Regions from separate parts of the Homo sapiens genome. Here region 1 is linked to region 2. The links are chromatin loops, found by intact Hi-C in ENCODE. Cell type or tissue: heart left ventricle. All regions are shown on one strand. Links, peaks and the distances in the headings refer to the core of each region. The heading gives the core; the rest is flanking DNA.

Region 1 (12,032 bases), core at 4,033-12,032, 61 kb after region 2:
ATTTTTAAAATCATAGCCCTCCTATGGAGCTTGCAGTGAGCCGAGATCGTGCCACTGCACTCCAGCCTCGGTGACAGAGTGAGACTCTGTCTCAAAAACAAAACAAAACAAAACAAAACAAAAAAAACATAGCCCTCCTAGTGAGTGTGAAGTGATATCTCCTTGTGGTTCTGATTTGCATTTCTTTCTCTTCCTTCCTTCCTTCCTTCCTTCCCTCCCTCCCTTCTTTCTTTCTCTCTTTCTCTCTTTCTTTCTTTCTCTTTCTCGATGGAGTTTTGCTCTTTGCCTAGGCTGGAGTACAATGACCCTATCTTGGCTCACAGCAACCTCCGCCTCCCGAGTTCAAGCGATTCTCCTGCCTCAGCTTCTCGAGTAGCTGGGATTACAGACACCCGCCACCACACCTGGCTAATTTTGTATTTTTAGTAGAGATGGGGTTTCAACACATTGGCCAGGCTGGTCTTGAACTCCTGGCCTCAAGTGATCCACCCGCCTCTGCCTCCCAAAGTGTGGGATTACAGTCATGAGCCACTACAACAGGACTGATTTGCATTTCTTTAGTGACCAATGTTTAACCTCTTTTTATGTGCTTGTTGGCTTTTTTTGCATACTTTCTTTGGGAAAATTCCTATTCAAATACTTTGTCTATACTGTGTTTCACTAGACAGCTTTATTGAGGCAAAATTCACATGCTATACCACTCATCCATTTAAAGTATATAATAATTCAATGATATTAATATATTGACAGGATTGTGTGACAACCCCCAGAATCTAATTAATTTTAGAATATCTTCATCACTTCAAAAAGCAATGAACTATCCACCAGCAGTCACTCCTAATCCCTCCCCATCCCTCAAGCCCTTGGCAACCACTAATCCACTTTCCATCTCTATAGCTTTGCCTATTCTCAATGTCTTATATAAATGGAATAATCTAATATGTGGTCTTTTGTGACTTGTTTCTTTCACTTAGTATAATGTTTTCAAGGTTCATTCATGTTGTACTATGATCAATTCTTCATTCCTTTTTATTGTCAAACAACAGGCCGTTGGAGGGATATACTACATTTTGTTTATCAGGTCATCAATGGATTGAAATGTGGGTTATTTATACCTTTTGGATATTGTGAATAGTGCTGCTATGACTATGATTGCATATGTATTTGTTTGAGTACCTGTTTTCAATTCTTTTGAGTATGTACCTAGGAGTGGGATTGCCAGGTCATAAGGTAACTCCATGTTCAACTTTTGAGGAACCACCAATCTGTCTTCCAAAGTGGCTCCAACATTTTACATTCCCAGTGGCAATGCATGAGAGTTTCAATTTCTCCACATCCTCTACGATTCTTGTTATTAGCCACTCTATAGTGGCTTTGTGAAGTGGTATCTTGTGGTTTTAGTTAGCATTTCCTTAATGAATGATCATTGTAAGCATCTTCTCTTGAGCTTATTGGTTATTCATATGCCTTCCTTAGAGAAATGTCTACTCTGATTCTTTGCCCATTTAAATATTGGATTAATTATCCTTTATTATTCAATTGTAGGAGTTCTCTATATATTCTGGATACATGTCTCTTGTCACATGTGTTATATGATTTCCAAATATTTTCTCCTATTCTCTGTGCGATCATTTGTCTTAATAGTATTACTTGTATTATAAAACTTTTAAACTTTGATGAAGTCAAATTTATCTATTTTCTTTTGTTGCTTACGCTTTTAGTGTCATTTCTAAGAAGGCTTTGCCTAACTCAAGGGCACAAAGATTTACCCCTATGTTTCCTTGTAAGAGTTTTATAGTTTTGACTCTCACATTTAGGTATATAATCCATTTTGAGTTAATTTTTTGTGTGTGTAATGTAAGGAAGGGAACTGGCATCATTATTTTGCATGAGTTTGATGTGTTTGGATTCTCTAATTTAAGGAAAAACTAATGATAACTTTAGTACAGGTTAGACGGAGGTGCAGAGAAGAGAAGAAAATCTCTTCTCTGAAGAGGACAGTCAAGATGATAGGATTGAGCTTTGTACTACCAGGGCCTTAGTTCAGGAATGTGATGTGACTGAAGCCAGCTCAATGAGATGCAATCTCAAGACTTGCTGGAACTATTAGAATAAAACTCTTTTTTTTTTTTGTAGGATTATTATCTGTTCTGATTACTTAAGTCTCAAGCTACCAGTCTCTTTAAGTAGACAGCTTACTGGAAAATGGGTCAATAAAACGAAAAGCAAAGCCAATAGGTGGGGTGAGACACTGAGTTTGTTAATATTGTTTGAACTTTTGAAACAATACTTGAAAATCTACTCTTAAATTTTCAGTTTTAGATTTTTTTCACTTAATTACCAAGTAAGTGCAGAATGGCACACACCTGTGTCTTGCTCCAAATACTCATCAACAATATGCACTAGAGAAAGAATACATTTATTATAGTTTCCTGATCATTCTTTGAAGTTTGACATGGTTGTTTCTTCCACTAGGAATGTCTTTTCTCTAATTTACTTGATTAACACGATCTTTCCTTCAAAAAGCGTGAAAAGGCCTCAACTCCTCTCCTAGAAGCCTTTGCTAATATAGCAAGGCAGGGTTGAAGGCCCTCCCCTCAACCCAGCCTGAGCCCCAGTAGTGTCTGTCTCATTTCATTTTAGTTTTCTGGCCCCTCAACTTTTGAGAAAGTAATGGACAGTGAACATATTTATTCATCTGTGTATTCCATGTGCCTAGACCAGGGCCTAGTACATAATGGGCAATCAGTAACTTTTGTTGAATGAATGGTAAATGCAATAGAGCCCCCATACGGTTAAATTTTATTAAGATCTCACAGTCCTCTAAATATATAACTATTTTCTCTGTGTCTAGCTTGTTCCCTCTCCCCTCGTGTTGAATTTTAAAACAGTCCTACGAGAAGACACCTAAGACTAAGAGAAGCACAACCTGATATAATAGTTTTGGTCAGTGTGGAATGCAGCTGCCTTCTTGCTTTCTGAACAAAGTGATGCCAACCAAGTATAACAGCCCTATATTCTTTCTGCTTATCAGTAGGTTTTGAGATATATATATATATGTTGGCTTTTTTGAGTCAGAAGGCCAATGACAAATAATCCCCTTTGCCTTCAGACACATTTAGCATTCTTGAGCTTACCTTGCCACTCAACAACACCCCCCATGTTTCTGGAGTTGCTGTATGGTTTAAGTCAGAGCAGTGAGCAGCTGGTGTTACTTTAATTCCTTGTGAAAACTTCTTCTCTGTTCCAACCAATATCCACGCAACCTCTGTTCTTTTAATATTTCCAATGTTAATTCAGTTTGCTTATTCTACACATGATAGATGGCTGACCTGTAAAGATTTTGAGGCAAAGGAAAGAGCACTGGAGCCAGGCAAGTAGCCTCAGTTCCTCCATTAGCTTATTATATTTGATGTCTTCGGTCCTCAATTTCTTCTCCTGAATCATGATAAGCCTGGATGGAAGAGCCCCTAGGGCCCATTGCAGTTCTCAGATTCACAGGACACTCGATGTTCCTATGGTTCTCATTGAAGTTATTTGTGATGCTGGATAGAGGCTGAGGGAATTTGGCCTTCTAACTTTTGGTAACATGTTCCCAGGAGGTATGCACTGTTAATTGTGCTGTTAATTGAAGAGAAAACATTGGCATTAAAAAGAGAGTTCCTTTTTACTTAGGAAAATCTGTCTTTACTTTCCCCCTTTTTGTTTTTATCTCTTTAAATCCCATGTTGTGACCATTTTATGGAACCGCCCAAATAATCAAAGTGGGCCCTGTAAACTGCCTCATTTCTTAAAAGAAGGCAATACACTGCCTAGTCTCTAAGACTTTACATAGCTGGGTTGTACAGTCAGAATAGGCCAAATACTATACTAAATAATCTTCAAATTTCAGTGTTTTAACACAATGAAGATGCATTCTCACTGATATCATAATCCAGTGAGAGGTGGCAGGGGCGAAGTGTGGGGATGGATGGGGACGTGAAGGTGTCAGAGAAGCTGTTTCCACCATGTTCCAGGACTTCAAAGTCTTTCACTGGGTCTTTTGGTTCCACCAGCAGATGCAGGAAGACAGGAGAAGGGTGAATGGTTTTGTGGCCACACGAGGGAAGTTTAACTGTACACCGAAGACAAAGAGGAAATGAGTTTAGTAATCTCTGCTGGGTCACCTAGGTATGGCAGAAACATGCACAGGGAGATGTTTATACAATAAGGTAATGATACAGAGAGACATTATTATACACATAGACTGAAAAGACTCATGAGACTGGAGGGCCACAAAGAAGGGCCAGGTGGTGATTCTGAGTTCAGAGAGGGGACTTAATGCAACCCCTCTTGTTTTATAGCCAAGGAAATTATACCCAGGTAAGGAAATTATGACCCAGGTAAGTAAAGTGGCTGCTCAAGGTCACCACAAATTAACTGCTTATCTGAAATGAGAACTCGTTGGTCAGCATACTTCCTGGCATTCATGTAGTAGAATCACAGGTGCCAGCATTCTTTGGAGAAAAGCCTACTTGGCTCTGGTTTAAGACCAAAGTGAAATATCAACCTTAATTTTTTTTTTTAAATGGAACTGGTCTAAAAACCATGGAAGATTTTAAAATTCTGAATAACTGTTGAAAGTCACCAAATGTGTAAGAGCACAGGGTAGGCATTTAATTAGAGAGAAGAGACAGAGACACACATAGAGAGAGAGAGCCACTAAGAAAGAGTCAAAGATCTGTTAAAGAAATATCCTTTTGATAGTAAACCTGACCTATTGGTTTTGCTGGCTCTAGGGGTCTATAAATTTTACTTCCTGTTTTTTTAGTTCTAAGGAGAAGAAGTCCCTACACAAATATTGAGAAAGATAAAGGCTGTCTTTGGGCCCTTTGCCCCTGTGATGGTATTCCTCTTCTAACATTCAAGTTGTACCAATGTCTCCCATCCCTCTCACCAGATAGCAATGCCTTCATTCCATTCCCTTGTCAATCTGATCACTCCATTTTCCATCCCCAAAGAGACTATTATAGTTATGTGTAAAGTGCTGATTACATACATTCATTGTCTCCTTTAGAACTCACATAAACTTCAGGAGCGAAGTTTTAGTATACCAATTTTATAGATGAGAAAAAGACCAATAGATAGAGCTACCAATTACTGAATACCTGCTATGTTCCAGATGCTTTATATACTCTATCACAATTTATACGGCAATCTTGCAAAATATTATTATATCACTTCCCTTTAAAATATGAGGAATCAATATCAGAAGGGTTAAATAATTTTGCCGAGATCACCAAGCTGGCAAGATAGAGACAGATTTTAAACTTGGGTTTATTTGATTTTAAAACCTATGTTTTCCATGATGCCAAATAATAACAATGATGATTTTATTATTATTTGTAATCATTTTTACTGTTATTAAGTTTTTATTTTATAGTCTTTCCAGAGAAAATTCACATTCTCTGATGGGATTCTTAGAGGTGCAATGCTTTAAACATTATGAATAAATGTGGTAGTTCAATTTATCAGTTAGGGTACTTTTAGCTGGAAGTTAAAAACAAACAAACAAAGATAAATGGTATAAAAAACAAGTAAACAAGGCTATTTATTTGTCCCTTAAGGAGAAATGCAGAGCTAGAGGAATTCTAAAGCTGGGTAATTCAGTGTCTCAGTGATGCTACCAAGAACCCAGTATCCATCCTTTCTGTTCTGTCATCTACAGTAATTTGCTTTATCCTCTTAGGCTGGTTCCCATGATGGTACCAGATGGCTCTCTCATTGCAGGTATCTTAAGCAGGTGACAACATCCAGAAACAGAAAATAAAACTGCTAGACTTGTGTTCATTTTTAGGAGTGAGAAAACCTTCCTAGAGCCTCACCGACAGACTTTCCTTGACATCACTTCAGCCAAAATTAGATCACATGCCCATGCCTAAACAAATCACTTTCCAAGGGGAATGGAGTTGCCATGTTTGACTAAACCACTTAAGGATTTAATGTCCTTTGAAATAATTGACTTCTCAATATTTTAGCAAGCTTCAGTTTCTGTTAGGAAGAAGGTTCAAGGCAAATTCTTGTGGGTAAGAAGCAATAGTGATGATCACATTCAGGCACCAAGACTCGGTGGGATAAGGATGGAGGTAGAAACTTTCAGGTTCACACAGAGGTCTTGCCTTCTCATGAGCCCAGACCCATTATGAGTCATGTTATAGAAGTAAATACTGTAAGTGTTTGGGGAAGAATTTTCACATCGTCCCAAAGTGTTATTTTGAAATTACAAAGATTCTCAGTTGACTGACTAGAAAAAATATGAAAAAAAAAGCCAACTTCTGACTCAATAAGGGCCACTTATGTTACTATGCTGTGAACTAATTGGTCTCAAATAACTTTAGAGCCATTTAGTTCAATTCCCAGATCTTTTGTTATAATGCTTGTCTTCCTTCTACAATGTCTTTTCCGCTTGATTATGTTACCTCTGCTACACATTTTGTGGCAAGGGGCTTACTACTTGTCAGGCCTCTGAGCCCAAACTAAGCCATCATAACTCCTGTGACATGCAAGTATACATCCAGATGGCCTGAAACAACTGAAGAACCACAAAAGAAGTGAAATAGCCAGTTCCTGCCTTAACTGATGACATTTCACTATTGTGATTTGTTCCTGCCCCACCCTAACTGATCAACTGACCATGTGACATTCCTTCTCCTGGACAATGAGTCTCAGGAGCTCCACACCGAGCACCTTGTGACCCCTGCCTCTGCCCACAAGAGAAAAGCCCCTTTAACTGTGATTTTCCACTACCTACCCAAATCCTATAAAACTGCCCTACCCCTATCTCCCTTTGCTGACCCCTTTTTCAGACTCAGTCCTCCTGCACCCAGTAATTAAAAAGCTTTATTGCTCACACAAAGCCTGTTTGGTGGTCTCTTCACACAGATGTGCAGAACACTACTTACACTCTATTATCTTTGAGGGCAATTACTTTTGTTACAAAGTTATTTCTCATTTTAAACTGAAGTTGCTAACTTTAAATAAGTATATATTTTACATAGACACAAATGTGCTGTGTAGAAAAAGCAGGTTTTGGAGTCAGACAGAGTAAGGTTAGTATCTCAGGTTTTCCAATAACTGGTTAGAGGGTTGGGAGCCAGACAATTGGCCTTAAATCTCAAATATGCTATTTATCAGTATGTAACCTTAGGAAAGCACTTAATTCATCCCTTTATCCCTCCATGACCCAGTTTTTGTAGCTGCAAAATAAATCCTATAGTGGTATCTCCTTAATGAGGTTAAGTCAGTCAATACATGTAAAGTCTTAGTGCTGGAGACAATAAATATTTCTTATTACTACCAAAACTAGCTGTGAGGACATATGAAAATGGTTTGAACTCTTTGGTACTCAAGAAAATTGATATAATCGTAACATACTTTTGAGGTTCAGTATAATGATTAAGTGCACAACAAACATTAGCTATTGATATCATTATTATTTCACAAACTCAATTGTTGATGCAGCTAATGGGATGGGGGATAGTGGAGAATACAATTATTCCAGAGCTTTCCGTATGTATTTTCTTTCTTTCCTAGCCAGAAATTCAAATGTCTACTTTTCCTCTCCCAAGATGTAAGTCATATCCACAAAGACCAGCCAGCACAGTGGGCAGGGAGTTCTAAATGTCTTGTGGACCTGTGGACCTATTTCCTGCTTATCTTTGCTTTGGCTGGTGCCACTTTTTCAGTTCAATTTGCAGTTTGAAGTCATGCAAATTGTATTTTAAGTGAATTAACCTAAGTAAAAGTTTGATGACTTCTGCCTCTAAACATGCTTTGCCTAAATCACTTATTTTTGCCCTTCAAAAGATAAACTGAATTGCTTATGAAATATGGCGTATGTCACATTCAATCAAAACACTGATCCATTCAATCTAACCCTCTCTTCCTGCTGCCATCTCAAGGTATGGATTGCATAAGAATTTTGTGGCATAAATTTGAAAACAAAACCAAAAACAGTTCTCCATTTTCTTTTATGGATTCTCCATTATGGATTAGCCTTAATGTTTCTTGAATTTCTGTTAGGGAACATCAAGGTCTGTGTCTAGTTCTTGGGATCAAGCTTGTGTTTTCACTAAGGTCTTGTAGCTGCTGACCTATTTCCCAGCCTCCTCCTTAGCTGACCTAAGAGGCCTGCTCTATACAATGGCTGCTCTCAGCTTTGTGGGATCTCTTCTTTTAATCTTTGGTATGCTTGAACACTAAATAATGTATTCAGATGCTGCCTGCCCAGGAAAGATGTCCACACTTTTTTCTCTTAATGCATAACTTCCTGATACCAAAGAAACCTATTTATCGAAGGAGCCAGAAATTCAGAAGCTACACTGAACTATTCTTACTTGGGAACCAAGTGTAAAATCTGACGAGTTGACTCCTACTTTTATTTTAGCTGGGCTGGGGCGTCTGTATAAACAGCCTTTCTTATGACAATTTGGCAGTGCGACTTTTGGTCAGGAAGAGAATCAACAAATGCTTTTATTTCTCAGTCTCCATCCTTATCCCCCCTCCCCTTTACTGACCTTTGTTTGAACCAAGACTAGAGTTTTATTGGGGCTTTGTTTTGTGTCTTGGGCAAGAGTTTTGGATCAGCCGAGGTCAGATCTCATTTTATCTAAATCAGTTTGCCCTCCCCCAATCTCAAGGGAAAAACTTCAACAAAAATACATTTACACGTTAGTCTTAGTTTTCATTGAGTTCCGTCTTGGCAAAGGAGGCCAGATTCTTATCCCTAGAGGCACTTAGCCTCTTAAACAATGTTTTATTAATTTTTTTCAAACAACCTCTACTCAATCATAAATAAATTGGCTCTCCTGCTTCTGATTCTGACTCCAGAGGCTTGTGGACTTTTGACGTTTTCTGTAATTTTTAATCTAGACATTGTCTCCCACATATAGCAAGAAGCAACATTATAGAATAGAGAATAGAGGATTGGCGGTCAAGAAACCTGGGTTCTAGTTCTGACTGTGCCACTATGCATAACTTTGGGCAAATTTTTAAATCCTAGGCTTCTCATCTCAGTAATAGAGGACTGGATAATATTTACAGTTTCTGTGGACTATAAGATTTTATGATTGGATTGAGAGGAACTGAGTGGAAATCCAGGACCCCAAAAGTAAATCAAAAGGCATTGGACTTACGTCAGAATTCACAATTTTATTAATTTTTTAAAAAGATTTACTATTATTATTATTATTTAGAGATGAGATCTCACTATGTTGCTCAGGTTGGAGTGCAGTGGCTATTCACAGGTGTGATCATAGCTCACTGCACTATTCAACTCTCAGCCTCAAGCGATCCTCCCATCTCAGCCTCCCAAGTCAGGTGCACCACTGAGCCCAGCTAGAGCACACAATTATCTGCATGGTTAATTAAGCCAGAGGTACTCCTTGAGCTCCCAGATTAGGGTAATGTGAGGAGCAATAGAGAATTTTTGGCATGTCAGACCTGGAAGGGCCAATAGAGGCTATCATATCTAACCCATTTCTTTAATAGATGAGGAAACTGAGGCATGAAGAGGAGCAGAGGCTTTCCTAAATTTGGTTAAAAAAGCCTCCATGGATTTTCTCTTCATCGCTTTCACTTCATACTACTTTGCCTCTTTATACTACTATTCAGAGGTATTCTTTATAATAAATGTTGTTAGTATTGTGTTTTGAATAATTCTAGTTTTGAAAAACTCTGTCAAAGGCAAACCCATTAGGCCATTCTCTCTTCCGCATTAGGACTGTAACCATAAGCCAAGGGGCAGTGTGTTGGTTGACACAGTGTACATACATCCCCACATCCCAGTAGTTTAAACACATAAGAGAGGAATTTAAAGTACACCTGTGTGAGGCCATGTGAATTTCCTCTTTCATCCCTTTTTTTGGTTCCATATATACCGATTATCCAGTATATTGAAGCCTGAAAAATACTTTGTTGTCACAGTTTTCCAAAGACTACCTTTATCCAAGGTATCTGGGTAGCTGAAGTCCAAATTTATTTCAGAAAATTGAATAATCAGGATTGCTAGCTGTGGGAAGTTTATATACTACATTAAAGAAGATAGATTTGGTTTTGTACACATCTCCTCTCACCCCCAAACTTTATGTGTTTCCAATATTCCTCAGACAATAAGGACTACACATTTCATTTTAGCAGGAGTCATATTTAAGTTCAGAGTTTGCCAGCAGATATTTTCTACCCTTCATGATCTTACCTTGTTTATTACACATTTGAGAAGATGAAAAGGATCAAATACATGAGTTTTTTCAGACAATTAGTATCTATATTTTAAAAAGCACAATCCTAGTTTTAAATTGATAATATTTGGCAAGATACTTGATTTTATACATAGATATATATATTTAACTCAAGTAGTTTATAGATGTTTTCACATCATTTGAATGATCAAGCTTCATTATGAACATCAATTATTGTACAGTTCCTGATAATACAGTGATTACCCTAGGGGCTACTAAAGGGCATGGGCCATCAAATGACCCCAGCAAGTACACATTGGTATTCTGGGGGCAGTGGTGGTATAAATGATATGTCACCTATGAGGTCCTATCATGAATAGTGTGATAATTTTTGGTAGCCTCTCATGCACCTGAGAACATACTGCTTTGGGCTTTAAACCAGATAAGCAAATTTGTTATAACTGTGGGAAGAATCAGAGAGATAAGAATCTGAGAGAGGCTTGTTGGACTTTAGTGCATGGAATTTTACTGCTCAAAGATCTCTGCTATTTACTCTAGCAATAACTAGCTTCCAGGAGGAATTTTCTCTAGGGTTTACAACCATGTATTAGTTTCCTAATTGGAATTTTGGATCAGTTTGTTTACATTCTTCTAAATAAAAACTTGAGTCATTCTTGGAACTAGACAAGTTATAAATTATGAATGATTGAGTAAATAATTAAGTAAACAGAATTTAGATATACACAGTAGATTCTCTTACAATTCATTTTATTTCTAGGAGACAGCATAGTATGCTGTTAAGGAGAACAAGCTTTGGAGCCAAAGCAACTTAGATTTGAATCCAAGTTTACCACTTTTTAGCTCTACAACTTGAGTAATTCCTTTAACTCCTATTTTCTTCACCTATAAAATGCATATGATAATAATACCTACCTCTTATTTTTTGTGAATGTTAAATGTGATAATGCATGCAAAACCCTTAGTACAGGGCCTGGCACATAGCAAATGATCAATAAATATTAAATTGTATTTTAAGGCACACCTTCCTCTTTATCTTCCAAATGTCTCTAACCTTTTTTGTCATTCAGGATTGGCTGACTGCTATAATGAACACCATTTAAATTTCAGGGGCTTAGCATAACAGAAGTTTATTTCTAACCTATCTAAAGTCCAGTCAATAGTGAGTAGGGTATAAGCTCTGTGTTCCACACAATCATTCAGAGACCCAGGCTCCTCCCAGCATGGTTCTCCATTACTGCCTTGAATGGAAAGCAGCAAATGATGGCCCATGGGCCAAATTGGCCTGTTCCAGCTTTTTTTTTTTCCTTTTTTTTACAGCCCATGAGCCAAAAATGGTTTTTATCTGTTTAAATGGCTGTGTTTTTAAATGGTTATAAAATAACACATAATATCCTTGATTTTGCTTCTTAGTCTACAAAGCCTAAAATATTTACCATCTTGCCCTTAAGAAAAGGTTTGCCAAGTCCTTTCCTAGGGCCCTACAGCAGAATTGTCTGCTAGGTTCTTGGCTTTGGGCTGTCAAATGAAGGAAGGCAAGAAGTAGAGGATCACACGGGAGATTTTTGTAGGTTCATTCTGTAAATGGCATGCATTATTCTCACCACATGGCTTTGGCCAGAAAGCAGCCAAAGGCATCTTTGCCTAGGAAGGCAAGGAGATGTGATCTAGTGTATGCTCAGGAGAAAACATAGTGGATTTTAGTGATGACAAGGCAGTACTACCATACCATTGTCAAAATAAACAGAAACTTAGCAATTCTTCCAATCAACACCCTGTTGCATACCTAAAATTTAT
Region 2 (17,117 bases), core at 5,599-13,598:
TCTCATCTTATACAAAAATCAACTCAAGATGGATCAAGGACTTAAATCTAAGACCTGAAACTATAAAAATTCTAGAAGATAACAATGGAAAAAACCCTTCTAGACATCAGCTTAGGCAAAGACTTCATGACCAAGAACCGAAAAGCAAATGCAACAAAAACAAACATAAATAGGTGAGACTTAATTAAACTAAATAACTTCTGCATGGCAAAAGGAACAGTCAGCAGAGTAAACAGACAACCCACAGAGTGGGAGAAAATCTTCACAATGTATACATCTGACAAAGGACTAATATCCAGAATCTACAAGGAACTCAAACAAATTAGCAAGAAAAAACAAACAATCCCATCAAAAAGTGGGCTAAGGACATGAATAGGCAATTCTCAAAAGAAGATATACTAATGGCCAACAAACAGGAAAACATGCTCAACATCACTAATAATCAGGGAAATGCAAATCAAAACCACAATGCAATACCACCTTACTCTTGCAAGAATGGCCATAATCAAAAAATATGGATGTTGGCATGGATGTGGTGAAAAGGGAACACTTCTACCCTGCTGGTGGGAGTGTAAACTAGTACAATCACTATAGAAAACAGTGTGAAGATTTCTTAAGGAACTAAAAGTAGAACTACTATTTGAAACAGCAATCCCACTACTGGGTATCTACCCAGAGGAAAATAAGTCATTATACAAAAAAGACACTTGCACACATATGCTTATAGCAGCACAATTCACAATTGCAAAGATATGGAACCAACCCGAATGCACATCAATCAATGAGTGGATAAAGAAACTGTGGTATATATGTATATACCATGGAATACTACTCAGCCATAAAAATGAATGAATTAATGGCATTCGTAGCAACCTGGATGGAATTGGAGACCATTATTCTAAGTGAAGTAACTCATGAATGGAAAACCAAACTTTGTTATGTTCTCACTATTAAGTGGGAGCTAAGCAATGAAGAAGCAAAGGCATAAGAATGACACGATGGACTTTCGGGATGCAGAGGAAAGGGCGGGAGGTCGGTGAGGGATAAAAGACTACAAATTGCATTCAATGTATACTGCTCCGGTGATGAATGCACCAAAATCCCACAAATCACCAGTAAAGAACTTACTCATGAAACCAAATACCACCTGTTCCTGCAAAACCTATGGAAATTAAAAAGTTAAAAAAAAAAAAAAGACTTGAAACAGACAAAATGGCACACATTAGCTTCTACCATGGTGCTTTGCAAGACTGCAAGGTGAAAAAATTTCATTCCAAACCCCATCTTGTATGTAAGGAAACTTTAAAACAAAATTGAATGCTATCTTATGGGCATTGTTATGAGGGAGAAATGAGTATATTGGGTAAATTAACTGTATTATGATGTTTATGGTCTGCACACAGGCAGAATTTGATTGTGTGAGAAGACAAAAGAGGTTCCTTAGGATGACTAATACATCTTTTTAAATGTACATTAGAGAGAAGTGCACAGAGTGCGCATATCACATCTGAAATTTTCTATTGTTCTGTCTGTTTTTCATTACTCTGAAATGATTACTGCAAAAATTCCTAAATTGGATGCTTTTCAAAGAGGAAGATTAAAGACCATAAGCACAGTCTTGCAGCTGTGTAAAAAAGAGTGTATTTCTGTAGATGCATGGAAAGCCTTAGCAGCTTCCCCTTGGGCTCTGAACAGCAGATGGAGAAACCCGAGGCCCACTGGGAAGTGTCAGCCTTGCTCCATCCATGAACTTGGAGGGACCTCAGTTAACTTTTTGTAGCGTATCTGCCCTGAGCTAACCACCATCTGCTTGGCATTATTTAATTATTTAAAGCCTCTTAAATGCATTTTGGTAGGGCCTGGGTCTCCACGATGCCAGGACAAGGAGGCAGAGGTCTTCTGAAGAAACCCCTTGACCACCATCCGCTTGGCATTATTTAATTGTTTAAAGCCTCTTAAATGCATTTCGGTAGGGCCTGGGTCTCCATGATGCCAGGAAAAGGAGGCAGAGGTCTTCTGAAGAAACCCAGACAGAAACCTTGCACGGTTGCAAAGGAGGAAGAGAAGTCAAATACAAGCATTACCAAAATACTGAGCGGTCTTGCTTCCAAGACTACCTGGGAATTTGTAGCTCTTTGATTAAAGATTAGTACTAATTTGAAACAAAACAACAACAACAACAACAACAACAAATGGATCCTCTTACTTACTTGATCTGGAAGAATATCCTCCATGGAGGAGTATTTTGTCGGAGTACTTATATCACATGAGACATGAGTGTATTCTGGGATCATTGCCAGTTCGTATACATAGCTCTTCTCTAAGACTCTTTGTCATCAATTCTGTTTTGCTTCTTTAAAGAACCTGCTAGTAGATGTAGATGCTTACCTGAGAGCATTTCTCCTTTCATCCTGACCACAAGTTAAAGCATTTCACATTTGTCCCATTGGAAGAATTTTAGTTTTCACTATCCTTCAGAGCCACCACTGTTGCATTGTAAAAGTCCATTTCTATCTATGTCATGATAAGCCTTCTGTAAATAAGACTCAAAATACGGTCCTAGACAACTTTTTATAAGGCTATGGGTGTGGGAGAAGGTAGAATGTCACTGTGTGGCTGGAGTAGACATGCTAGGAGTGTGAGCTACTTGCTTGTCCAACCTGGGGAACTGCAACATTCAGATCTTGAATATGTTTACTTCCACTAGATGATGGAATGCTTGTGGGTATGCCCAACTTAATGATAGGTGGATTAGAAACATCCAGTTCATTATGAATATATCAATTTCTGTGGCCACTTCGTCTACTGCAGTCATGCATTAAGAATCTTATAACCTCTTCCAACCCTAGTAGTTTTACAGTTATGCATTCAGTTTCTTTTCTGTGTTTCTCTTAAAATTCTAATATGCAAACTTTCTTTAACAAAGTATATAATTAATCACTCTCTCTTCCCTCTATTGGAAAAATACAAGAGCCCTGAAACACTGGAACTTTAATTACCCATCATTCTGTATTAAATGTCAACCTTACATACTTTAGTTTGAACTTGTTTTTGTACTTCTAAAGTTAATAGCTATTGTGATTATATTATAAAATTCGGCAGTTTGCTTGGAATTACTTATTTTTTTTCAGTCTCTTTGCTCACACTTCCTTCTTTACAGATTGAGATTCTTTCTTACTAAGGCAGATACTTAGAAGTTCACTAGTAAGCGTCTGTTAATGGTAAACTCATACAATATGGATCTGAAAACATTTAATTCATTATCATTCTTAAATGGTAGTTTAACTGGACATGGAATTCTCTCAACAGCAAATTGAGAGTTACTTTATCTCAGCACTGAATATATTGTTTCATTATCTTTTGATTTCTATTGTTACCATTGAATTTATTGAGACCAGACTATACATTATTTCTTCTTAGATAATATGCTGCTTCTCCAGATGTCTTTAATATTTTCATTATATCTCTTCTGTTCTACCATTTTACTACATTGTCTAGGTGTGAACTTATTTTTTTATCCTACTTGGGACTGTTGGGTTTCTAAATTTCACAATTCTTATCTTTTATCAAGGCTAAAAATTTCAGATATTTTCTCTTCCAATAACTTATCTCCTTCAGAAAACCTTTCCAGATATGTTAAGTCTTCTCATTTTATCCTCCATGTCTCTTTATTTCTCATTCATATTTTCCATCTGTTTACCTGTCAATACAGCATTCTTACTAATTTTTTAAAGATATATCTTTCAGCCAATTAATTTTCTTTATGCTTTTATCTACATTCCAACTTAACACATCTACTGTTGTGATTTCAGTGGATATATTTTTCATTTCAGGTATTTTCCCTCCAAAACTTCCTGCTCCCCATATATATATATTTAGTGTATATATATATACACACTAAATATATATATAGTGTATATATATATATATTCAGTTTTTCTTTCTGTAGTCATTTTAAACATTTTTGTTTTGTAGCCTCTGTCTTATTGTTCAATTATAAACTGGTGGGGGGTATAATCCTAATATTTATATGTCTGCTTTCTCTGGCTCATGGTGAAATTCCCCAACTATTTTGTAACTTTGGATTGTAAACTCCTATTCAATGTGGCTTCAGTTGTGAGAATTTTGTAGATCCTGGTTTTTGAGTTTGCTTTTGTCAGGTACTTTTGGAGTATTTTCAGTCTTGACCAAGTCTGAAGTTAGTTATGCCTAAAAGATTCCTGGACAAGACCTAGTTACAAAACAAATAATGTTTTTAAAAGCAGAATAATTACCTGTTTTAGAAAGTAAAGAGGGATCAGCTTTACTTCAAAACTCTAGATATCTTTAGCATGATTCTCCTATTATGATTTCCCTCAGGATACATACAATATTCCAATCTACTGCAGGTGTTGTGATTCCCATAAGGTTCTTTTTGTCATATAAGGGCAGAGTGATAGATCTGTTTATACAATATCCTAGACCAGCCAAAGAGTTGTCTCTTGACCTGGGTCTCATTTAACACTGGGTCACAGACACAAGTGTAAATGTGGTATATAGTGCCTCCAAAATTCAAGGGCTCGACAAGTATAATTTAAGTAATTTCGGTGGTAGAAGGTAAAAGGGGGATCATTTTTTTCTTTCCCTTTGATGAAATATATCTATCTATTCTCATCTACTATAACTTAAATAATTTTACTGCTCTTGTAGGGTGCTGTATTTTTATAAGATTTATTCTCTCCTCTCTGATACACACATTTCTATCAAAACATTTAGAGTGTGATATTTCTATTTTATGTTTTCCAGGTTCTTTCACCTATAAACGTAACGAATTTATGTAATATCCTATGGAAAGCTACATTGTCAGGGTAATTGTGGAGGAAATTGTGGCAGAAAACTGGAGAGCTGACAAAAACATGGGCAAATTATTCAAATTAATTATGTGTCATATTGTTTCAAGAGTTTTAAAATTTTCTTCATTTAAGGGAATCTGAGTTTCTAAACTAATTCAGAGTTGGAAACTGAGGCATTTTGACTCTCTCTGTGGTTGCTCAAGTCTAGCCCCTATTTACCAGACCTAGAAGTTTCTTTTAATGTAATAAAATCAAGTTGTTTTGAGAAGTGACTTTTTATGTCCTTTGCCCATGTTTTAATGGGGTTGTTTGTTTTTTTCTTGTAAATTTGTTTAAGTTCCCTGTAGATTCTGGATATTAGACTTTTGTCAGGTGGATAGATTGCAAAATTTTTCTCCCACTCTGTAGGTTGTCTGTTCACTTGATGATAGTTTCTTTTGCTGTGCAGAAGCTCTTTAGTTTAATTAGATTCCTTTGGTCAATTTTTGCTTTTTCTGTCATTGCTTTTGACATTTTCATCATGAAATATTTGCCCATGCCTATGTCCTAAATGATATTGCCTAGATTTTCTTCTAGGATTTTTATAGTTTTGGCTTTTACATTTAAGTCTTTAATACATCTTGAGTTAATTTTTGTATAAGATATAAGGAAGAGGTCCAGTTTCAATTTTCTGCATATGGCTAGCCAGTTTTCCCAGCACCATTTATTAAATAGGAAATCCTTTCCCCATTGCGTTTGTCAAGTTTGTCGAAGATCAGATGTTTGTTGCAGATGTGTGGTCTTATTTCTGAGATCTCTATTCTGTTCCATTGGTCTGTGTGTCTGTTTTTGTACCATTACCAAGCTGTTTTGGTTACTGTAGACTTGTAGTGTAGTTTGAAGTGGGGTATTGTGGTACCTCCAGCTTTGTTATTTTTGCTTAGGAGTGTCATGGCTATGTGGACTCTTTTTTGGTTCCACTTGAATTTTAAAGTAGTTTTTTCTAATTCTGTGAAGAATGTCAATGCTAGTTTAATGGGAATAGCATTGAATCTGTAAATGACTGTAGGCAATAGGGCCATTTTCACAATATTGATTCTTCCTATCCATGAGGATGAAATGTTTTTCCATTTGTTTGTGTCCTCTCTGATTTCCTTGAGCAGTGGTTTGTAGTTCTCCTTGAAGAGGTCCTTCCCTTTCCTTGTTAGCTGTATTCCTAGGTATTATATTCTCTTTGTAGCAATTGTGAATGGGAGTTCATTCATGATTTGGCTCTGATTATCTGTTGTTGGTGTATAGAAATGACTGTGATTTCTGCATATTGATTTTGTATCCTGAGACTTTGCTAAGTTGCTTAGCAGTTTAAGAAATTTTTGGGCTGAGTCAATGGGGTTTTCTAGGTATAGGATCATGTCATCTGCAAACAGAGACAGTTTGACTTCCTCTCTTCCTATTTGACATCCTTTATTTCTTTCTCTTGCCTTATTTCCCTGGCCAGAACTTCCAAAACTATGTTCAATAGGAGTGGTGAGAAAAGGCATCCTTGTCTTGTGCCTGTTTTCAAGGGGAATGCTTCCAGCTTTTGCCCATTCAGTATGATATTGGCTATGGGCTTGTCATAAATGGCTGTTATTATTTTGAGGTATGTTCCATCAATACCTAGTTTATTGAAAGTTTTTTTTAACATGAAGGGATGTTGAATTTTATCAAAGGCCTTTTTTCTGCATCTATTGAGATGACCATGTGATTTTTGTCTTTAGTTCTGTTTATGTGATGAATCACATTTATTGATTTGCATATGTCAAAACAGCCTTGCATCCAGGGGATGAAGCCAACTTGACCGTGGTGGATAAGCTTTTTGATGTGCTGCTGGATTTGGTTTACCAGTATTTTATTGAGAACTTTTGCATCAGTGTTCATCAGGGATATTGGTCTGAAGTTTTATGTTTTTTGTTGTTGTATTTCTGCCAAGTTTTGGTATCAAGATGGTGCTGGCCTCATAAAATGAGTTAGGAAGGAGTCTTTCCTTTTCAATTATTTTGAATAGTTTCAGAAGAAACAGTGTCAGCTCCTCTTTGTATCTCTGGTAGAATACAGCTGTAAATCTGTCGGTTCCTGGGCTTTTTTTTTTGTTTCAGAATTTGTTATTGGTCTATCCAGGGATTCAACTTCTTCCTGGTTCAGTCTTGGGAGAGTATATGTGTCCAGAATTTATGTGTTCATTTCCTCTAGATTTTCTAGTTTATTTGCTTAGAGGTGTTTATTGTATCCTCTAATGGTTGTTTGTACTTCTGTGGGGTCAGTGGTGATATTCCCTTTATCATTTTTTTATTGTGTCTACTATGTAGCCAACAAACATATGAAAAAAGCTCAACATCACTGATCATTAGAGACATGAAAATCATAACCACATTGTGATACCATCTCACTCCAGTCAGTATGGCGATTATTAAAAAGTCAAGACACAAAAGATGCTGGCGAAGCTGTGGAGAAATAGAAACACTTTTACACTGTTTGCAGGAATGTAAATTAGTTCAACCATTGTGGAAGACAGTGTGGCGATTCCTCAAAGACCTAGAACCAGAAATACCATTTGACCCAGGAGTCCCATTACTGGGTATATACCCAAAGGAATATAAATCATTCTATTATAAAGATACATGTACGTGTATGTTCGTTGCAACACTATTTACAATAGCAAAGACAGGGAATAAACCCAAATCCCCATCAATGATAGACTGAATAAAGAAAAAGTAGCACATATATACCATGGAATACTATACAACTGTAAAAAGGAAAGAAATGGTGTCCTTTGCAGGGACATGAATAGACCTGGAAGCCATTAACCTCAGCAAACTAACACAGGAGCAGAAAACCAAACACTGCATGTTTTCACTTATAAGTGGAAGCTGAGCAATGAGAACACACAGATCCAGAAAGGGGAACAATACACACTGGGGTCTGTTGGGGTGGGGAGGGGTGGGTAGAGGCAGGGAGAGTATCAGAATAAATATCTAATGCATGCAGGGCTTGATGCATGCAGGTGTTCCGTTGATCTGTGCAGCAAACCACCATGGCACACGTTTACCTACGTAACAGAGTTTCAAGTCCTGAACATGTATTCCAGAACTTAAAATAAAATAAAATAAAATGAAAAAGAAAACAAAGTTGTTTGTTCTTAGTAACAGTAATGAACTCATCATTAAGATATCCGTGGATAGAGATTTCCAAACTTTCTCAGTCTTAGTGTCCATAGTGTCTCAGTAATTTTTTTTGGTGCCTCTAGGTCAAATTAAGTAACTGAAAGTTCCATTTATTAAGTAGTTGGGCTAAAACAACTTCATACATATTTATGTCCTAATAACTTGTGGATTATATAAAGAAATATGTATAAAATGAACAAAAGTATTTTTGTTTTATTCTTAAATAACCTCAACTACTTACCAATGGGATGTGTACATGAAGAACATAGGACACACAAATTGGAAGAAAAGAGTACATTTTTGTTTTATCTTTAAATAATTTTAATTTCTTACTTGTGGAATATATATACCTGTTAGGCACTACTTATCTTTTTAAATCGGGGAATCACATTAAAAACTACCACCCTTATTTTCTATTCAACATTAATTTTCATGTCAGTATCTACTTTTTACCACAGCAGCCACCAAAACCCTGTTTTTCAAAGATATGATGTTACTGAAAGGAATGTGGCATGATCTAAAGTGGAAATTGTAAACTATCTTGAGCTAGTAGTACATGCAGTATATTTCACTGTGTTTTCCTTTGACATTTACGAGATATTGGGCCACTTCTGTGACTTTGCTGCAGAGCCCTGGGCATCTTAGTATATGGTTTGAGAACTGTGGCTGTTGAGTGAGATCATTCTAATTACCATACTGACCCAAGCAATCTATTTTGGTAATAATATACACCTTATATCTGGTGGTGAAGTTCCACCCTGAGTCTTTCAATCCGTGTTGAAATCACTGAGCTCATTTCAACCTCAGCATCTCTCACCTACAGAGAACAACTTGGACACTTTATAAAGACGCTGGGTTTCCCTTCACCAATATATTTTTTAAGGCTTTAGTAATGGGAGTATTTTGAGGACTGGTCATAGTTGGGTATGAGGGTCAGTGGATGATAAAATTCACTTCAACAGTCTTTCAAAGTCTCTCTGGATAACTTTCTTAATAACATTCCAAGAAATTTATGAAATATCAACTTTATTTCCTGTGGCCAATGTTGAATGTAGAATTGAGTCAGTTAGGAAAGAAACCAAACCAAATGCCCATCAATGATAGACTGGATTAAGAAAATGTGGCAGATATACACCATGGAATACTATGCAGCCATAAAAAAAGAATGAGTTCATGTCCTTTGTAGGGACATGGATGAAGCTGGAAGCCATCATTCTCAGTAAACTAACACAAGTACAGAAAACCAAACACTGCATGTTCTCACTCATAAGTGGGAGTTGAACAATGATAACACATGGACACAGGGAGGGGAACGTCACACACTGGGGCCTGTTGGGGGGTGGAGGGCAAGGGTAGGGACCGCATTAGGACAAACACCTAATGTATGCAGGGCTGAAAACCTAGATGATGGGTTGATGGGTGCAGTAAACCACCATGGCACATGTATATCCATGTAACAAACCTGCACATTCTGCACATGTATTCCAGAACTTAAAGTAAAAAAAATAAATAAATAAATAATAAAAAAGAAAAGAAAAAATAAGATCCAGCAGCTTGAACTAGTGTATTAACTTTAAAAATCTGTTTACTGCACCTATATTAATAAATTCAGTTAATTAAATTGCAATGCCTTTCTTAGTCAAACACTCTCAGAATCCAGAAATTAGCACATATATAAACCATGTCTTTCCTAATATAACTTACACAATTTTTGCAATTATTGTAACATAGATTTTATCTTCTCAGATTTGGGGCACACTGGGAATCTGATTCTAGTTAGGATTCTGGAGAAAGTGAAGGGTGGGGTAATGAGCCATGAAGAGAAATAGCTTCCAATTATAAATTAACTTCTACAGACTAGAGAGTTGCAGGGTCCTCGGGAAAGGCAGGGGTAATTATTTGAGACAAGGGAGAAGCTACTTCCATTGAGAGAGGAAACTAAATGGAAGCTGTAGGTTCTTGATTTTCCAAGTCCTCCAAAACCCCCCATTAGTGCTCCATTCCAATTTTGGGCATTTCATGTGTTCTCTGTCAGTGTCCACATTTTCAGAAAAAGGCCTGGGAAATCTGTGAACTCAATGGATGTAATTCAACAATGTGCATGGTAGAACTTAGTGCTTATTATTCATTTATTTTAGCTAAGTAGCTATAAGAGATTAGAGGCAATTTTACAAAATTATATTAGTCCCTATAATTGTTTATAATTTTAACTAATAATTTAGGGTTATAATATTGTCATTTGACTTCATCCTTCAATTCTTTAGACACTTTTTACTGTTCTATGGCAATGGATACTTGTTTCCCCTCCTTCCAACTGGTTTGTGATCGTCTCAGGTAATCACAAGTAATAATTTTCAGAATCTCTATTTTAAACATTTTCAGCCACATAAAAACTAGAGAAAATAGCATAAATAAAATATGTACATACACCACTTATGTTTAATGTTTACAAATATATTGTCAAATTTATTTATAGACAAAATGGCTTTTCATTGCAAATATGGAAATATGCATATTTAAAGCAATAATATTTTCTTCCATGAACACAATACCATGACTATACCTAACATATTGAACACAAATTCCCTAATATCATCAAATCACAGGTCACAATTTCATTAGTCATGCTATCAATCTGTGCCAAGAGCATCAGTATTCCCATCCCTTAATGCTAGCTATATTTTCACTGCCTTTGTCAGCAAATAAGCTACATAACAAATTCCATGTATTGTTTTGTCCATTCCTCTTTCATTATCCTATAGCTCTGTAAATTGCAATAACTTCTACTAGTATTTTTGTGGGAGTCAAGATTCTATTAGTGAATAAAACAGAAATTAATCTGGTTAACTTAAGTGGAATATAAATTTATAGGAATAATATCCCATACCTCCATTTGAAGGATAATAGACTAGGCATAGATGGAAGCCAAAGGAAATGAAGCATAGTCAAAGATATGCCATAGGAGTTACCCTCTTAGATCACTGCTGGTTGGCATTGTCACCATGCGTCCTTTGTGATCTCACTACTGGGGTCTCAACTTTGTAACTCTGACCCTGAACCTCCGGGTCATTCCTTCAAATTTCAGAGGCATGAGCTCACACTCTAGCTGACAGGAAGTAAAGGGTGATAATGTCTGTTCTTGTAAATAAGATTTTATCTCTCACTCATATTGGGATTCCCCCAATTATGAAAAAATATATAGATGTTTGTTTCAGGTCAGATTCTCCAAATAGCAGGCTTTGAGATAAAGATTTGCTCAACTGGATTTTAATGCACATAGACCAAACATTGTGGGAGGAAATGTTCAAATTTGAAGTGTCTTTCAGCACACCTAGATGTCTAGACTTACATAGAAATATCTGGGATGTTTCTTATCTGGTTTCGTTTGTTTGTTTGTTTGTTGTTTTGGATGTTTCTTATCTGTAACCATAATGACAAATGGACTATGACTTGTACCAGGAAAAAAGCCAGAATGCCTCTACATTTTTTCCTAGAAACTAAAAATAAGTACAAAATGTGGGAAATATATTATCTAGCATGAAAACTTTTAACTAGGTGAACAAAGTTAGGCAACAGAGTGAGCAGCTGTTTGACTTCACTTTTAGTTACCATGGCGGCTTTTAGTTAGGACACAATCCTGAACCATTTAAACTGGGTGATCAATTGAGGTCATTGCATTCTAATTAAGCATTCCCCTTTGAAACAGATGCAGATACTTTATGAATACGTTTTCCTACATATCCTTAATATGCAAAGTTGATGTGCTTTCTCAATTTTGCAATTCAGTTATTTAAATCATATGCTTTTTTTGTTGATCAATAGCCCTTATTTGTTCATTGAAAATGCCATTATCCAAATGTTAACAATGTGAGTTTTACCTAATATTTTTGAAGTTTGAAATATATAACTCTAAAAAGTACAATGATTGACAAAAGATGACTTAGCATGTTATGTGTATGTGTAGCTCTGTGTGTGTATACTTGAAATTCAGTGCTTTAAAGTAGTTGCTATTTTTGAGATATATAAACAATAAAGAATCATCAACTTATTGATCGCCATCAAGATTGTTACAATATCCTTGCAGTTGTACCTTAAATTCTGTGTCATCCAGTCTCTGTTATGCAAGTTGGTCTTTATGGAATCACTGACAGGTCACTCTTAGTTCAGCAGATTCTGTTTTCCCTATGCATTGTACTTTAGCAAATCATATTTTACTCATTATATTAGTATAAATTTGAAATTAAGTAATCATAAAAATAATCCAGTTAGGCCATTTTTTTTGTTGGATTCTTTTGGTGCCTTCTCTCTCAGATAAATAATGATCTACTGAGAACATTATTCAAATTCAAATGAGACTTTTTGTGGCTGTTTTTTCTTTATATCGTTAACATGTCTGTGTTATCTGCCAATCATATGTAAGCTGCTTGATGGCAGGAGCCCGGATTTTAATACCTGCATAGCCCATGCAAGATCTAAGTCAAGTTCACATTTGGTCAGGTCTGTGGTGGCATGTGGCGATCAACCCTGCAGTGTGCAAACATCATTAACAAGAGACTTTTCTGGCCCTCCTGGCTCGAGGAAATGGAAAGGAAGAATGAGCTAGTCAGGAGACAAAACTAGAGGCAGTAGGAACAGTGGCCCTGAACTACATTGAGTCAGTGGTGGATTTAGGAAACCTATTGAGGAGAGGTGGAAAGGACAGACACTGGAAGCCAAAGTGGGCTCAATTGAGAAGGGACATGCTGGGCCTGGACAGAGCCAGAGAGCACATGAGAACCACTCTCGACTAGACAGAAGATGATGACAGGCATGAGGACCAGGACCAAAGTTCATTAAAGTTGTCGTGGTGGAAGGCTGGGATCATAAAGAAGAGGGACCAAATCTGGAGTGATGGAGCGGGGAGTGAAAGAGAAGTGGGAGTGAATGTGACGAGGGACCAGAAGAAAGATATCTAGGTTCTGTTCCAGCTGCACTTATTCCTGATCATCCCATGGGTCTGGCCTACTTCTGACAGATGCACATAATCAAATATGGTTTATGTAGCTGTCTCTGGACTTTGCTTGCCCTTACTTGCTCTCTTTCTTTCTCTCTAGCTCTCTCACTTTCGCTTTTGCTCTCTCTCGTGTCATGAGACCACAAAATACAATTAATAGGTAATTCAAGTCATTACTATCATAGATATTAAAGCCAAGAAAATGACACTTCTAAGTTCAGCAAACTACATGAAAAACAGTAGCATGAATAAAGGATACCCGGCATGGTCCAGAATGATAACAAAGAAAAATGGAGAAGTGGTGAGGGCAATTTGGAGATGGCCAGTGAAATGACAGTTGAACTTATTACAAGCCAGATAGCAGTCTGGAGTCTCTCTTCAAGCTAGTTCTAATTTTGAAACAGTGATGGAAGGCAGATATTATTATTCTGCTTTTAAAATAAGGAAACTGAGGCTCAGAAAGGTGAAGTAACTTGCCCAAGGTCACATAGCTCAGTGACAAAACCAGTATTCATATCTGGATCCCTCTGACTCAAATCTGGGCCTCTTTCTGCTTCTTTCTGAGGAAATTCTCATTTTGGGAAGATCCAGTGGCTTCTGGATCCCTCAGAGCCATGTCTTTCTTGGTGACCTTTTTCCTGATATTGATGAAAGGAACAGTTATCAGTGGAGTCTTAAAGATTTACTCAGTGGAGTCTTACAGATTTACTCATGGGCATTCTGTGGTACCCCCCAGAGCCTTTGTTTCTTGACACATTCCCATCTCCCACTTACCTAGATATTACAAATGGAATAGTACAAATGAATAAAACAGTTTTTGATAAAAAAATAATGTGACTCAAACCATTTATGTAACTGGTCTTGAATGCATGGTCTGCTGCTTCCTCACTGGAGCTAGATTTAATTCTTAATTCTGCCGCAGAAGGAGAACTTGAGTACATCACTATTCTCTGTGCCTCTGGCCACTTGCTTTCTGCAGGAAGGACATTTATAGAAACTAGAAGGACGAGGAAACTGCATCTAAACTCCCTGTGTTGGCGGGATCAGCAGTTGTAAGCTGCTAGGAAATTGCCAAGTACTGTTGAAATTTCCGTGCCTGATCCAAGATGTTGTTTACGCACAAGGCCCAAATCTTTCCGGTCTCAGGAAATACCAATGATCTTTGGCTGAAGTCAATATAACAAACAACCTTAAGAAGTTATTCAGAAACTAATTCTGAAAGCCTCCCATGGTCATACAAGGCAAGCCAAATACTGACATTGTATGTGGAAAATAAGGCTGCAATTAAACATTCACGATGGATCCAAATTTTATATGGTCTACTTCTGTCTGGGAGTGTGTGCTTCCCTAGGAAAGGAGCTCAGTCAGAAGTTGACTTGTGATTCTGTGACTTCCTGCTGGCCTTTGAAGGCTTGGTATCATTAGTCATCATGGGGTGATTTGTTTACCTTTTAGTCATAACTGATTAGTACACATTCATTCATTCATTGAACAAATATTAGCTGAGACTCTACTATGTGCCAGATTCTGGGTAGGAACTGAGGACACAATGCTAAGCAGAAACAAGCACACTTCTTATATTCAAGGAGCTTATAGTCTAATAAAGGAGAAAGATAAATAAAATCACAGAAATACGTAACTTCTAACTGTGAGTAAATTGGAGAAAATGATAGCCACGTTTTGAGAATGCGTAGCATGGATTGAATCTAGTCTGCAGTGTTGGGGTAGATGTCCTTGGGAAATGATGTTTGAACTGAGATTTGGAAAACATGGACCACTTCATGAACCCTGGGGACTGACGATGAATTAAGACTAGGATTTGACAAATCCCTGGAAGTGTGCAGACACTAACATCTGAGCAGTCAGCAGAAAGCTTGTTGGTTTTAGCTCTTAAGATGGCGGCATATTTCGGCAAAGGAAGGAGGAGCCCATGCTTGTGCAGACACAGCCTCATCCAAGTGTGATCCATATCCTCTCTCCAGATCATCCTTGATATTTGGTTTGGTTTGCGTTAGCCGTAACCCATTTCTCCTATATGTTTTACAACATCAGAATCAATTGATCAGCTCCCTCTTGAAAGTCTTGTGGTCCATTACTAACTACTGAGCTGATTCTACCATTTTCTTTCTTCTTTTCCTGCTTTCCTACCCTCTATCCACCATTCTGACCCCATTCATTACTGCATTTCTTCCAATTTTCTCTCTCTTTGATTGTTATACACACATTATAACTTATACACATTATAAACATTATAACTTATACACAAGTTATATATACATTATAAGTTATACACAAGTTCCAAGACTTTTAGGCTGTAACTGTGACCACTGAAAATTGAGACAAATGCAATTCCTGAGTCAGGTGTTCCTAGGTACAGTGAGCAATGCACACAGGCATCTTTTTATGTAATCTTCCCCCCACCATATAGCGAAATCTAGTGGAGTTGAATCACTTTTATGATGAAATTTGCCCAAATCTATCCTCCTGTGGATTATCTTTACCTGGGAAATATGTGCGCTAAGAGCTTTTAATAAAAGAACTGTAGTTCTCTTCCTTTATTGTGTTTCACCGAGGCTGCAAGAGGTGTGACACATAAGCTGAAAGTAAATTGAATAGGAAACTGAGGTTTTGTTTCCCTAGCAACGTTAATTCAGTCTTCTTACAAATGGAAATAACACTGGAGGCCTTTGTTTCTGCATTCCCAGCTCTACAGGGCAATGTGACATGCTGAGCACTCTGGAAACAGTGCTGTATAATAGAATTCTGCAGCATTTACTTTAGAATTTTCTCTCGCTAAATTTCATACAACCTTGTGGGCATTCTGCTGGAGCTGATATTCATCCTGTTTGCTGAAAAAAATGAGGACAGAGGAATATTCAGTGTTGTGACTTAGTACATCAGGGCATTCATTGTCAGCAGGGCAGGGCACATTATGCAAGGGCAGAAGGAGGAGTTTGGTGATTCAAGAACAATCATGGCTAGAAGGATCTCCCTATTGTTCAAGGTCAAAGTGGACAATGGTCCAGTAGCTCAGATATTCAGAGCTGGAGCACTGGTGTGTAGGAAGAATAAACATACCACATACATGGCCACTTGTTCTTACCTTTCATATGTGTCTTGAATATTTTATACACAGTCAAGCAAGTTTTAATAAAAACCCTAAAGATATAGTAATCCACATTTATCCATTTGAATAATTTGCCTTCAAAAGGCGTTGGTGAGATTTGGTCCATTTTCAGCATCTAGGAGATTTCATGGGCATATTTCTGGGAGTCTGGGAGGCTTTATAATACAGTGGTAGATGTCCAGGGTTCTAGTGACAGACTGCCAAGATTTAAATATTGGCTCCACCAATTTCTAGCTGTGAGCTCTGGGGAAGCCCCTAACTTTTCTGTACCTCCATTTTCTCATCCATAAAATGGTCACAATAGTACTGTAGGGTTGAAGAGATGGTTAAACTGAGACATCTATTTAAAGCATTAACAATGCCTAGAGCCTTGTAGTAAGTGCTTAGTATGTGGTAGACGTGGAACTGCCACACACTCCCACCTATTTGCGGCAGGAAGGGAGCACTTGCCAGATCTTTTTGAGCCCTTTGGGGAAAATTTCACTAGAACAGACAAATGTACAATTTTTCCCTCGCTAATTTAATGATAATTTGTCCCTATTTTGTAGCTGCTTCTTTAGCCATGTGATGGGGCAGGGGCTTGGGTTCATGGAGGAGAAGCAAGGGCAGGAAGAGGTGGAGGAGGAAGAAGAAAAGCAGGAGCTGAGAAATCCAGTGGCTTCAGAGCTGCAAACCGGTTGACACCCACATACCTCCTTCCTCTTTTTCAGCAAGGTTTGCCCATTCCCAGTAACTGGAGACCCTGTGAAGGACTATGAGTTGCTTTTATCCCAGATCCCTAAGAGCCAGCTCTGAAACCTAACTCCTCAATGTGAAGTTACTCACCAGTTATTATGTAGCTCTGCATCCTGCAATAAGAAAATGTGATTAGTACAGCAGCCCTGCTCATCCTATGAATCCAGAGATCTGCGCGGGTGTGATGTGAAGGCAGACTCTTTTTCACTCTTAAGGTTAAGCTCAGAAAAAAATAAAAAAAGGACTAA

The links. Hi-C counts contacts between places; a loop is a spot of excess contacts. Peaks named below come from ENCODE experiments on the same cell type or tissue, not always from the same donor. Only the 100,000 strongest peaks of a DNase experiment are listed, where the experiment ranks them.
Region 1: it touches region 2 in a loop (2.1-fold over the local background); 3 of 110 quality-filtered maps call a loop at or near these places.

The regions. Positions count from the first base shown.
Region 1 is chr1:168,860,566-168,872,597 of GRCh38, reverse strand. LOC105371606 (a long non-coding RNA gene) reads right to left here. Exons shown (of 2, transcript XR_922261.3): 2 at 2,399-3,621. Among named protein-coding and RNA genes, the nearest start is that of LINC00626, 80 kb to the right of the region's middle. In heart left ventricle, for the core only: no CTCF peak of the experiment used is centred there; no DNase peak of the experiment used is centred there; H3K27ac peaks cover 1,126 bases.
Region 2 is chr1:168,917,910-168,935,026 of GRCh38, reverse strand. The region is part of intron 3 of LINC00970 (long intergenic non-protein coding RNA 970); the gene reads left to right. Among named protein-coding and RNA genes, the nearest start is that of LINC00626, 140 kb to the right of the region's middle. RefSeq lists a silencer at 1,089-1,289 and an enhancer at 13,022-13,191. In heart left ventricle, for the core only: no CTCF peak of the experiment used is centred there; no DNase peak of the experiment used is centred there; H3K27ac peaks cover 512 bases.